3 separate regions of the Homo sapiens genome follow, and all the other regions are linked to region 3. A link is an interaction called in ENCODE POLR2A ChIA-PET data of the cell type or tissue named here. Cell type or tissue: CD4-positive, alpha-beta T cell. All regions are shown on one strand. Each heading gives the region's core, and the rest is flanking DNA. Links, peaks and the distances in the headings are about the cores only.

Evidence for each region. Peaks named below come from ENCODE experiments on the same cell type or tissue, not always from the same donor. Only the 100,000 strongest peaks of a DNase experiment are listed, where the experiment ranks them.
Region 1: POLR2A ChIA-PET joins it to region 3 with 11 read pairs; 6 of 35 experiments call an interaction of 5 or more read pairs at or near these places.
Region 2: POLR2A ChIA-PET joins it to region 3 with 10 read pairs; 12 of 35 experiments call an interaction of 5 or more read pairs at or near these places.

Annotation. Positions count from the first base shown.
Region 1 is chr1:169,583,966-169,588,427 of GRCh38, reverse strand. It overlaps F5 (coagulation factor V), which reads left to right and starts at 1,947. Exons shown (of 25, transcript NM_000130.5): 1 at 1,947-2,199. The coding sequence starts at 2,042. RefSeq lists enhancers at 1,472-1,971, 1,972-2,473. In CD4-positive, alpha-beta T cell, for the core only: a CTCF peak has its summit at 1,928; a DNase peak (open chromatin) is centred at 1,927; H3K4me3 peaks cover 2,010 bases.
Region 2 is chr1:169,593,363-169,597,824 of GRCh38, reverse strand. SELP (selectin P) reads left to right here. Exons shown (of 17, transcript NM_003005.4): 11 at 649-834; 12 at 1,691-1,900; 13 at 2,948-3,133; 14 at 4,101-4,220. Among named protein-coding and RNA genes, the nearest start is that of F5, 9.1 kb to the right of the region's middle. In CD4-positive, alpha-beta T cell, for the core only: no CTCF peak of the experiment used is centred there; a DNase peak (open chromatin) is centred at 1,874.
Region 3 is chr1:169,692,455-169,696,916 of GRCh38, reverse strand. It overlaps SELL (selectin L), which reads left to right. Exons shown (of 9, transcript NM_000655.5): 8 at 364-382. Among named protein-coding and RNA genes, the nearest start is that of SELL, 17 kb to the left of the region's middle. RefSeq lists an enhancer at 1-45. In CD4-positive, alpha-beta T cell, for the core only: CTCF peaks have their summits at 2,270 and 2,473 (motif pointing right); DNase peaks (open chromatin) are centred at 2,416 and 3,646; H3K4me3 peaks cover 741 bases; H3K27ac peaks cover 2,500 bases.

The DNA of each region.
Region 1 (4,462 bases), core at 934-3,433, 110 kb after region 3:
GTTACAATAATGTTGCAACAATTCTGGTAGTAACCTTGGGATTTAGGGACACAGTGCTTTCAAAACGTTTCTCTGATACACTGCCAGTAGCATCTCTGACTGCTTATTTAAATGTCAATCAGTAGGCTAGGTGTTCTAGGACTTTGGTCTCAACCCTGTTTCCTGAGTCAGAATCTACATTTTGTAAAAGTTCCCCTGGGAATTCTGATGGTCTGCCAACTTTGGGAGACACTGATAATATTGTAGATAAAGAAGTGTAAGCAACTGTTCAGTTAGGGAGACAATAGATACCTGCATGGAATAACAAAAGGTAATTAACATGATTATATAATTTGAATAGTGTTGTAATAGTTCATAAAATGGAAAAGCCAATTTGAGCCCAGAATCTGGGAGATAGGCAGAACTCTGGACTGTAAAGAATGGCCCAGCAAAGAGGAAGAAAATGGGCATTCTAAGTTGGTGCAATAATATCAGCACAGGAGAAAAGACAGAATATTGGGGGGAGTGGGGAGGGAGGAAGAGGCTGTTGATGAGCCTGATATCATTAACAGAGACCTCATGTGAGGTGCCAGATTACAATTTATTGAATGTACTGAATGCATAAAGCATAAGACAGAAACCTGGAGCCATGCAGATACAGGGAACCCAGGACAAGTCATTATGATGCCTCAGACAATATAATTCGCAGATTCTCTATCAATAGCAAAGTAAGATTTAAGGTGCTGTGAAACAGTCAGATCCTTCAAGAAAAACAAGAATACAAGGGGTCCTGGAGACAGGAAAATATGATCATAATAATAAATTTGTGATTCCTTCTTTCTCTCTTTTTCTCTTTCTTTCTTTTTCTTTCTTTCTTTTTTTTTTTTGATGGAGTTTTGCTCTCGTTGCCCAGGCTGGAGTAAAATGGCATGATATCAGCTCACTGCAAACTCCACCTTCCAGGTTCAAGCAATTCTCTTGCCTCAATCTCTCGAGTAGGTGGGATTACAGGTGTCCACCACAACGCCCGGCTAATTTTTTATATTTTTAGTAGAGAAGGGTTTCACCATGTTGGCCAGGCTGGTCTTGAACTCCTGACCTCAGGTGATTCACCCGCCTTGGCCTCCCAAAGTACTGGGATTACAGGCGTGAGCCACTGCGCCTAGCCTCTGTGTGTTAAGTGCTGGAACTATAGTTTACAGTAGCATTTTATCCTCCCAACATACCCTATCAGGAAAAATTATTATTGTCATCCTTATTTCACAGATGTCAAAACTGAACAGAGAGGTACAGTAACTTGCCCAAGACAACACAGCTAGTAAGTGAAACTGAAATCTGGACAACTGATTTTTTTCAGCCAAGCTCTTCAAGCCCGCTGCTATGCTGCAGCTTAGCTGGCGACAGGCCCTTATCAAGGCAGAACTGTGCCTTGATAGAGGCCAGGAAGGCGATTCAGAGCAGTAGGCCTTGTCCATGTGTTTGTTCCCTGCTTCTTCACCACTTGAAAATAGTGTTTCAGTGCCCAGTAACAGGGCACAATACTCTTTTCCTCAGATTAAAAGGGGAGCCATCTGCTTAAGGTGGTTGGGTGCCACTGCACTGCACAGAAGGTTCTCCAAGTGTGAGCTTGGACCCAGGCAGGCCTCAGGTCAGTGGTAACGGACGACTGCTTCCGTGGTGTTGGCAGGTGGAAATGGAGGGATACAGCTTTGTCCGGCTCATGAATCCCTGGGCATTGTCCCGCCTGCTAGAGCCTCTGATCTCTGCCCCTTCTTCACCTGCAGTAAAACAGTCACTAGTTTGGTTGCTCTCCCTAATACCTCTGGTCACTGGGAGCTGTGATCTCACCAAACCCCTGCCAGGAAAAGCCCCAGAAAAAGCGGAGGGAGTGAGAGCCAGAGGCTGCTGCTGCCGTTTGCAAGAACTGCAGGGGAGGAGGACGCTGCCACCCACAGCCTCTAGAGCTCATTGCAGCTGGGACAGCCCGGAGTGTGGTTAGCAGCTCGGCAAGCGCTGCCCAGGTCCTGGGGTGGTGGCAGCCAGCGGGAGCAGGAAAGGAAGCATGTTCCCAGGCTGCCCACGCCTCTGGGTCCTGGTGGTCTTGGGCACCAGCTGGGTAGGCTGGGGGAGCCAAGGGACAGAAGCGGCACAGCTAAGGCAGTTCTACGTGGCTGCTCAGGGCATCAGTTGGAGCTACCGACCTGAGCCCACAAACTCAAGGTAACTCAGGTGTGGAGTCCGGGTGGGCTTCTCTAGAGAGGAAAATCTATTTCTTTTAGAGAACATTCCCTTTGCAATGTCATGGCTTTTTTTTTTTTTAACTTCAGGTAAGTAAATATAACTAATAGGAGAGTATACTGAATTAAATAAACTGGGCAAATGCTAATTTTGCATCCAACAATGTAGTTTATCATTCTGAGGGTTTAGAAAGCACCCTATTTGATTGGTTAGATGCTACCTTCTTTTCAAGTTTATTTTCAATACAGTTTTGTTAGTATGTTTGTGTTGGCTTATATATTGGTTAATTCAAAGGCACCAGGCACTTGCTCCCTCATTAGCCCTTCCTGCAAACTCCTGTTCCAGATTTTTAGTTGTATAGTATTTTTATGAGACTCCTAGTTACATATTATTTATTCCATTGTCTACATAGCTTCATCTTCTAAAACTAAAAATGAACACCTTGTGCTTTTTGTCATATAATTTTATTGCTGCCTTATAAATGACTTTCAAAATATCATCAGTTCTTGTATGTTTTTGTACTTTCACCTTTTTTCTGCTTCATATTTGACTTATTTATCCTATTGAATGTGACTCTTCATTTTTTTTTCTCTCTGTTCATCATGTCCTGGGATATGGTTTACCTTGGCTACTTAAAGGCATATGTAACTGAGAGGAGGTTTAATTCAGATAAAATACTATCCTTGAGTTGCAAACTATTTTTTCTAATTGAAATGTTAAAAATAAGACTTCTCAGAAATTAACTAAATCATACAGTCTATTCAATATTTCCAGTTAGTTATTTTTTAAATGGTAAACCTGCTAGTGTGACTCACTTTTTTTCCTTACATCACACTTCATTATGAAAGATGTGTTCCTCTTTTACAATTACAAAACCAAAGTAATCTGCCAAAAAATAATGTAATATTTTGAGATCTTTTAGTGTATAATATTAACCTTTTTAAAACTCTCATTGTAACTGGGTTATTTTGGAGGGTATTACATACCATCTTGGTCTTATAATAAGAAGAGATCCCTCCTTCTCAAAAATAATCATTTTAAATATCGTACTTCAAAGTGATAATCTAGGTCACACCCACACCCTTTGGGAACTGCCGTAAGCTAAAACCCCAAGGAAAATAACAGTCCTTCTAACACTAATCTTGCCTGCTCATGAGTAGAATGCAGACTTGGTTGTTGGCTTTCTTGTAGCATGCTGGGTTCATGCTTGGGAGTTTTTTCTCTTGTCTGTAGTTAGCGTTGAAAATAACAAGCAAAATACCGGAGGCAGAACCAGATAGGGCAAAGGTCTGATTCACATGGTGAGTACACAGGGAACCATGACTGGTCATTCTGTCCCCTCATCCTGTGGGTAAGTTTCCAAAGTTCTGGAGATTCGTTCCTCTGGTAGGAATTGTTGAGTCAAAACCATAGAAACACAACCCAGACAAACTGTCATATTGTTTAACCCTAAATCATATCATTTCTCTCTAGCATTTTCTTATGAAAAATCTAATCCATATATCTGGCTGCTTAAACTAAGAACTTGTTCTAACTTGTCCTGCCCCTAGAGCTATGATACTCACTAGGTGAATATCAACATAGCCAACTCCATCTTTTGGCAAAGTGTATTTTAGCACAAAGCAGACATCTATCTACTTATTTCATATAATATTAGCAGGACAATGCCTTTTAAAGGTAAAATGTATCTATTATTCTTGCTCCAAGTCTAAGGTGAACACTTTCAAAAATTTCCTTAGAAAACTTGTTTAGTCACTCACATGTATACAAAGAGATATTGAAGAAAAGATATACATACATTTTCCTTCTAGGGTTCTAGCTTTATATGATTTTGTGATTATGAACAAATCATCTTTAAACAATCCTTATAAATGAAAAACTCGTCGTACACATTGTTTGAATTCATATGATCTGTAACTTTTTAATCAGATAGATTATTTTCCAATAGAAATTGTTCAGATCAAAATAGACATACCTCAGTATGAATACACAGCATACATAGTAAAAACATGTTAGGAAACATCTCTCTGTTGAAATTACTCCACGTAAGAGACTGATATTTTTTAGTAAAGATTTTACACCATCATCTACATTTCTGTATTAAAGATCTGGGGCAGGGGAGGACAATAACTTTTCAATTGTACTAAAAATAAATAAATAAAAATGGACTTCCACATTAGGGACATTAGTATATAGAATCCTGGAATTCTTAAGTTAGAAGAATGCTAAGAGTTCATTTAATTCA
Region 2 (4,462 bases), core at 934-3,433, 99 kb after region 3:
GAATGTGAGCCAAGAACCAGAAGCAATAACACACAAAGTCACTTCAGGGAATTCCAAGAAACTAATCTATCTTGACCAGGAGGTTTTGAGTTTTCCTGTGTTATCTGGATGGGTGGTATTAAAATACAACAGCAAAATAAACAAAACAATTAGTGAGGAGATTCAAATGGAAGAAATAGTTTGAGGCAGAAAGCAATCATTGCAGTTTTAGGTGTGTTGAATTTGAGAAGATGGCATGATATATGGGAGCAAGTAGTCTCAGGCAAGAGGAAGGGCGGAAATGAAATCCTGGATTGCACCCATTCAAGTAAGATAGAGGGAGCTGCGGCAGGCTACGAGGTCTCTGAAGCAGAGGGTGTAGAGAAAATAGGGTGACATTGTAAGTTCTTGAGTATGGCTGCCTAAATCTTTGACTTCTTTGTCTTCGTGACTTGTACCTATACTCTTCTCTGTAAGCTTACCATCCTCCCACTGCCCTTTGCAGCAAATGACCTACATGATATGTTGTGGAATGCTGCTGCCTAGCAAAATACCTGGAATATAGGTGCTTAATAAATATTTTTTGAATATATAAGTGAATGAACTTTGTGTAACACAGAACTTCTGAATAAACTTGGAGATTGTGACACTCTTAATTTGATACTCTAGCCATCAAGTGCCCAGAACTCTTTGCCCCAGAGCAGGGCAGCCTGGATTGTTCTGACACTCGTGGAGAATTCAATGTTGGCTCCACCTGCCATTTCTCTTGTGACAACGGCTTTAAGCTGGAGGGGCCCAATAATGTGGAATGCACAACTTCTGGAAGATGGTCAGCTACTCCACCAACCTGCAAAGGTAATAATATGTACTTGCTAAGACAGTTCTACTTTTGGAAATTTATTCTACAACAACAAACAATTATCTAGTTCTTATATGTGAACTAGATAATTGTATATATTACCATTATTTGGGTTTAGCAAACAGCTGAAGGATTTTAAAATGTCTAAGGAGTGACAGGATATTTTTATGTTTGTGAATAAAAGGTATATTGATTCTTAAGCAGGAATTTTGTTTCATGGCTTCTTTTTTTGAAAGAGCTTTGTTGAGTGAACGGAATGGTCTCCATTAATTTATTGCTGAGAGAAACAGACAATACTGGGGTAGAGTCACTGGTCCAGTTTTTCAAATCTAGGAATTGAGGTGCAGAGAGGTCAATCATCATCTTCCTGCCACATGGCAAGTTAATGACAAAGCTGGTGGGATCATTCAAATGGAAGAAATAGTTTGAGACAGAAAGCAATCATTGCAGTAAATTTCAACTTTCACATTGACCTTTAGTCAGAGAACAGTACCATTTCCCAATAAGGCAGGGTTGGGCAGGCAGTTGGCCCATGTATATTTGGCTTTCTGCTGAATTTCTTATATTTCTGTACCATTTCTTGCTTCTTTTTAAAATAGCAACAACAATGACTCCTCTGATTTCTTCTCTTGGCCAGGAGAATCATCTCCTCAAGGATGATTTTTAATAATTTTCCTCATCTGGTTTTCTATCTCTGACACTGATAGTTTTTCTTAACTTCCTTAAATAGCTCTTGCAGGAGCCTCCCTTGTTATGAAGGGAGTGAAAAGCAGTTATTCCAGATTAGCCTTAACTCTGTTAACGCTTCTTTTAATTGGGAGGTCTCTGAATGGAAACATTTTCTCACAACAGGCATAGCATCACTTCCTACTCCAGGGGTGCAATGTCCAGCCCTCACCACTCCTGGGCAGGGAACCATGTACTGTAGGCATCATCCGGGAACCTTTGGTTTTAATACCACTTGTTACTTTGGCTGCAACGCTGGATTCACACTCATAGGAGACAGCACTCTCAGCTGCAGACCTTCAGGACAATGGACAGCAGTAACTCCAGCATGCAGAGGTAAGGTGAAAAGGAGCAGGCAGTTCTGAACCTGCCTTCCTGCAAGTACTCAAGCTAGCCATTGTGCCTGTATGTTGAAGTCTCACCCAACCACAACCACTACTCCAAGTGTCATCTCCCTTATGAAATCCACACCAATCCCATTAGAAGTAATGTGTCACAGGCATTTCACTTCTGTCCTTCCTCATGTCACAAGCTAAAGCTAATACACAAGTACTCAGAGACTTAAAGGAAGAAACATTTGCAGATGTCCAAGATGTGTTAGAAAAATAGACATATTAAATGTAAAACCTGCTATAGAAATTGGTAAACTAGAAGTTGCATATTATGTGACAGTATAAACATTCCATATTTTCATAATAATTTGAACCTAAATAAAAAGTTAAGCCATACATGATATTTCCTGAAGAGCTATCGCCCTACACATAAAGCATTGAGACCTATGTTTCTTTCATTTTTGTATCCCCCACAAAACATAGCACAGTGCTTTGCAAATGTCACTACTGATAAATAACATTTATTTGAATTAAATCTAATTTCTTGACCTTTAATTTCCTATCCATAAATTAGAAAGAATAACCCTGAAGTTCCCTGAAAATGTAGTTTAAGGAGGATGACAGTCTACTTCTTTCAAACTTCCAGTGTCCAGATATGCTGAACACTTATTAAGTATTTCAATAAACACATACTGACATGCCAGTTGATCACAAATGTAGTAATAACATTTAGACTAACAGTATTTTAAGAACCAAAATTTTGTAAATAGTATATTTGGAGGCAAGATTTATCAATGCATTAGCAGGTATTTGTCGGATGCTACTATGTGTCCATCTTTGCATCTTGGTTCTTTGGATATCACCCTTCGAGAGAATATTTTCATATATGTGCTGTTAGAAGAGCTACTGTGAATATTGGAAGTGGCTCATATCCTTTCTGACCTTTTACATTCTGCCTCATTTATTGGCAATGTTAGGTTACAAAAGAAACTATAATCTCTTTCACCTCCAATCCACATGTTGTTTCTCTTGCATTATTTCTTTTCTGCAGCTGTGAAATGCTCAGAACTACATGTTAATAAGCCAATAGCGATGAACTGCTCCAACCTCTGGGGAAACTTCAGTTATGGATCAATCTGCTCTTTCCATTGTCTAGAGGGCCAGTTACTTAATGGCTCTGCACAAACAGCATGCCAAGAGAATGGCCACTGGTCAACTACCGTGCCAACCTGCCAAGGTACAATTTTCATGTGGGTTAAGAAGTCACTTTGATGTGGAAAATAACAAAATCAGTGTTTCTTCCCTGTGTCTTTCTCATAGTGGTCTTGCTTTCCATCCCCGGGTTTCCCCCTGCTTAATAAGTGTTTCACAATGAATCAGGCAGAATCTCCTTGCCTTATAAAGTAGTGGAAATTAAACCCAGTGACTGTGTAGGTAATCACCCCTCCTCTTCAGTGTTCAGTTTGTGAAATGAAACCTTTTGCTTCGTTATAATCTCTGTTTAACAGACCTTGAAGTTTCAAAATGTTTTAAACTGGGAGTTATTTCATGCAGATTTCTAATTTATTATCTCAGAAGACCTTTGCTTACCACCTAACTCTAAAAACCTCCTAGCAGATCTTCCTTAATTAAATTCCATCTGTTTGCAAGGTATATTTCAGCCCCCTATTTTTTCCCCTCATAGCTTGTCCTGACTGCCTTTTGTTACATAACTGAATCTTTGCCAAAAAATTATGCACAGTTTATTTTATTTGCCTAAACTTACATGTATAGGCTTCTTATGTCTACAATTTAATTTCTTTTATTGGGACCTTACCCTAATTCTTTTGGAAATTACAGTTTATATTTAAGTCTTAGGAATAAATTAAGGCCCCACTTTTATTTTATTTGCCCATACTTACATGTATAGGCTTCTTGTGTCTACAATTTAATTTCTTTTATTGGGTCCTCACCCTGATTCCTTTGGAAATTACAGTCTATATTTAAGCCTTAGGAATAAAATAAGGCCCCACTTCCCATTCTGTTGCAGTGGATTTATGAATTCCAGATCTTCTTTCATGTTAGCTTGTCAGCATTCCCAGGACCTTTGGTGATCCTACTTGATCGCACATCTTAGAGTTCTTGAAAACTTTCTGGGAGAGAAAGACTAGTCTTTTGCATAATACACTTCTTATGTCTTGCATGTGTGTGTGTTTGTTTTGTAGCAGGACCATTGACTATCCAGGAAGCCCTGACTTACTTTGGTGGAGCGGTGGCTTCTACGATAGGTCTGATAATGGGTGGGACGCTCCTGGCTTTGCTAAGAAAGCGTTTCAGACAAAAAGGTAAATAGGAAAGAGTCTTCTCTTTGCATCTTGGTTACATAAATCAAAAGAAATTGATTTATGTAATTTAGGGTGGGGAGGCAAAAACCACAACTTCAGTAGTTCATGTTGGAAAACATTTGCATTAAAAGAAAATAAAGCCAAGATAAGTGATCTTGAGAACTGATTGTCCATTAGAATCACCTAGGGAACTTCCTAAAAATATAGATCCTTCTATGGGGAGACTTGGTAGTGGGTGTGGA
Region 3 (4,462 bases), core at 1,327-3,826:
TCCCTCAAGGGAAGAATCTGCAGGTAGGATGAGATGGCAGATTGGGAAGGGATAAACACTTGAATGGACATATTGGGTCTTGCCACCAGGCAATTTAGCAATTCTGTCTTCTTGAGTAGCACGGAGAATGGAATGGAACCTCAGGAGGCATCTGCATCAACATGTCTGTTCTGTATTAGTGTCTACCACTGTTTATTAAGCCAGTTCCTCAAATCTCCTTTGACACAGATAGGGTCCACCTAACAAATACCTAATATACTTCAAAAGACAGTTTTGAGAGTGGGAGTCTTCCTTCTCCCTTACTTGAAAAACTTTAAATTGTCTAATTTTTGCTAATGCCTTTTCTCTATTTTCTATTTTCAGGCAAGAAATCCAAGAGAAGGTAAGTTTTATTAGTGGCGAGGAGTTTCCACATCTGCTGATTCATTCTCTACTTCCTTAAGTTACTTCCTGCTCTAGCTAGACACATTAACCCCATAGTAGTTTATTTACCTGGGGTCCTCATCCAAATGACCAGATAAGGTGATAAATCTACTAGCTTCCTTTCAGAGCTGTGCTTTTTGGTGCTAGTGGAGCTGAATGAATGAATGAACGAACAAGTAATCCCTATTAGAAAAGGGCAGTTTATGTAAAGGGAGATTTTTCTGATTACCTCAGAATTTTTTCTGAGGGTTAAAAACATTGTGGTGTGTTCTTCTTGTTCTTAAATATATTATTTAAGAAATATTCAATTGAACAAGCACTTATTGAGAAATGAATAAATGCTTATTCAATTGACTATTTGCATTCAATTGCTCTAACAGGCATTGTCCTTCAGAAATGTGGGAAAGATAGGGAGCATGAATTCTACCTACAGCTTCCCCAAGGAGGCAAGTATTTTTCAGTTTGGTCTTGAAGCTCAAATTTCTTCTACTGGAGAAATAGCACAGTGGGAGGAGATGCAGACATGTGAAAGTTGATGGCCCACCTGGCAGAAATGAAGATGGAAAAATATTTCTCAGTATCTAGGGTTTAGTGACTTGCTCTGGAATTTTAGGAAGGAGAGTTTAAGTAAAATAAACTATGAAAGGAGGACTTTGGTGACATATTCAGTACCCAGCTGGACAACTGAGCTTCCTTTAAAATGCTAGAAATGAAGTGAGATGATTTCTGAAGGGATTGGATGCTGGTTTGGGCAACCATCCTACCAATCACAAACTTAGTATGGGCCATTGCTTAGAATGCAAAGGAAAAAGTGGGGAAAAATGAGGCACCAGAAGCCAGATCATAAACTAATGTATAAGCCATGTGATATGGGCTTTATCTTGAGGTCTTTTGGGATATCACTAAAGGGGTTTAAACAGTGAGTAGCCTTACCTCTGGCATCTTATAAGGTCACCCTGCAGAGCAGTATGGCAAGTGTGGGAGACAGGTGAGCCTGGATTCAAAGAGACTTGTTTTGGAGGCATTTGCAGTTATTAGATTAAAACCGATGGCGCCTGTCTAGGGAACTAGTAGTAAGAATGGGTTCATGAAATAAGAGGAGGTGATATTAACTGAATGTGTCTGTTAATTGGCTAAAAGTGAGAGAGAAGAATCAAATTATCATCTTTCTCACCTGGAAACTGGCGGATGGTAGTCCTGTTTACTTCTGAGAAGGGAACATAAAAGAATGAGAGGTTTTGGAGGTAAAGATCATGGGTTCAGTTTTGTACTGAGCTTTGGGTGTATGCACATCATTCACTGTGGCTCATTGGACCTATCCAAAGCACAGAGGCTATGGCAGGAGAAGTGGATTTGGGTCCCTCACATTTCAGGAGGTAACTGCCATCTCAGGAGTGGGTACTATCATCCAGGGAGGGTGTGAGTGCTTTAAGAATGGAAGAGGACCTGGGAGAGAGTATGGGAGCCAGAGGAACATCATTATCTAATAAGTCACCTAAGGGAAAGAGAAATGAAAAGATGTTGCCAGGCAGGGAGAAGGAAGAGGAGAAAGAGTGTGGGGTAATGAATGCCAAGGAAACAAAGAAAGGGGAACGGTTTCAAACATTGCCAAGAGAACCAGTAAGTATCCCCTGGATGCAACAAGGGTGTCAGTGGGGAGACTATTTGCAGTGCAGACATCAAGACAGAGGTCAGACGGCCAAGCATTGAGCATTACTGAGGATGAGAAAGTAGAGACAGAACAAGCAGTCATCTCTTTTAAAATGTTTGGCTGTGAAGGAGAAGTGGGGCAGGGGTAACTGGATGAGGATGTACGATCAGTGGAGGTTCTTTTTATTCTTTTTAATTACTCTGTCTTCTCTTTACTAGTGCAAATGGAGTCTAGTGAGGAAAGGCTTCTTTCTCTGGGCTGGTCTCCCTATGTCTGTGGCAGGAAACCCACAGATGTGAAGATTTCTTTCAAACTCGCACCTACTGAGTGAAAGTATTTTCTGGCACAATCTACCCAGAGCTGTTTTCTGGCTACCGGAACCACCTGTTTTAATTGCCACTAGATGGAAGCAGATCAACTAGATTTTTTTTTTTTAAGATGTCCTTGAGGCACAGGAGGAGAGACTGGCTGGAAGAATATTAGCAAAAAGCTAATTACCATGCTAAGCAAATTGCTATATTAAGTTTAATGGTTCACTGATTTTTTATAATCAGTCAATTAATAGTTGTTTATTGAACATTTTTGTGTTGGAAACTGCTAAGCTTTCTTGAGACAGCAAGAGGAGTCAGCCTGGTCCCTGATTTCAGGAAAATTATTACCTAGCTGGGGAGTTAAGACAGGAATATAGAAAGAAAAAAATCAGAAAAATACAAGGCAGAGCATGGTAATGGCCAATGGGTGCTATATTTAAGAAGGAAAAGGTCATTTGGCTTGGTGGTTATAGAAAATGTTATAAAGAAGGTTGCTTATGAAGAATAGATAGGATTTAGGTATATGGAGAAAAGCAGGAAAGGAAGGCAGTCTGTAGGAAGGAAATTGTGTAAGCAGTGGTATGGTAGTGAGACTATGAAAGCATTTTTCAGGGGCCACTGAGCAGAACTTTCTTGAGCCCATGGCTTATTGAGGAGTTGTGGAGTTGAAGTTGGAAAGGAAGGCTGGCCCCAATAACATAAGTCTTGAATGCTTCACCAGATGGTCTAGAAAGGCCTAGCAAAGAAGAATTATTTGCCCAGCTCTCATTTATTGACCAAGGCTGTATTAATTCATAAGAATCACAGAATTCTAGGTCTGAATATGATCTTGGTGGATATCACATTCAAACTCTTTTTGTAGTTGAACTAATTAAGTAAGTTTTCTATAGGCCTTGAGCAAGTGACAGAGTTAGTTACAATAATCATAAACCTTTATCAAATATTAATTCCATGTTGTATACTGTTATGAATGGTTTACATGTCTTAAATCATGAAATATGCCTTTAAGTCTGTGGGAGAAGGGTCTATGAACATCTTCATTACTGATAAAGAAACAGGCACAGAGAAATAAAATAGCCTGAGGTCACAATAAATGGCAATGCTGAGATCCATACTCATTTGGATCCAGGAATCATGCTCTTAACGCGTATGCTTTTAGAACTCAAGACCCTTGACTACCAGCTTAGAGTGGCAAGTCCCAGGCACCCTCCTTTTCCAGTAACGTGGTTTTTTTTTTCACACTGAAACCATTGTGTGACGGCACTGAGGAAGGGTGGGGTAGAAGTATGGTGTGTTTTTAGAACAAGTCAAAGGTAAAATGAATACTATCACACTAAACACCATGAGCCTTTTTTTTTTTTTTTAAGTTCTTGGGTGAATTTTCATAGTAGTTTGTGTTCATTTCTATTAGCTTTTGAATGGTGAATGAATGACTCCTTGGGCATTTGTGGTTTCATTTCTTGCTGGGTTATTTTGACTCTTCTGCAAAATGACTCTGTTTATCACCTCATTTGGTTTCTACTGTCTAAATTCTGGCAGGATAGAAGCTACACCCAAGATACACAGGAAGATATGATGCCAACCTCAGAGGAGGGCATATGTGAAATTTTGTTTTCAGAAACATTTTTTTGTCTCTATTTTGGCAAGCACATTTGCAGCTGCTGAACTGTGGTTTACCCTGACAGTTCATCATGAGACCAGCTCCTCAGAATCTGGTTCTCCCTTTGAAAGGTGCTGTGAAGACATACCATATTTCATTCTCTCCTTGTCCTTTCCAAGAATAAGACAGTTGTGTCACACAAAAAAAGTGTCACTTATTTCTTTAAACTAAATGTGTTACCATCTCATTAAATTATATCCCAGGATATAATTTATCACGAGTTTATAACCACCACTATTTCATGAGTTTAAATTTTCTCCAATTTCACTTTCCATTTAAGCATGCCTTCTAATTCCTTGACTTTCCACTGCTCAAAATCAATCTACAGCTGGGCTCGGTGGCTCACGCCTGTAATCCCAGCACTTTCGGAGGCCGTGGCAGGTGGATCATGAGGTCAGGAGTTTGAGATTAGCTTGG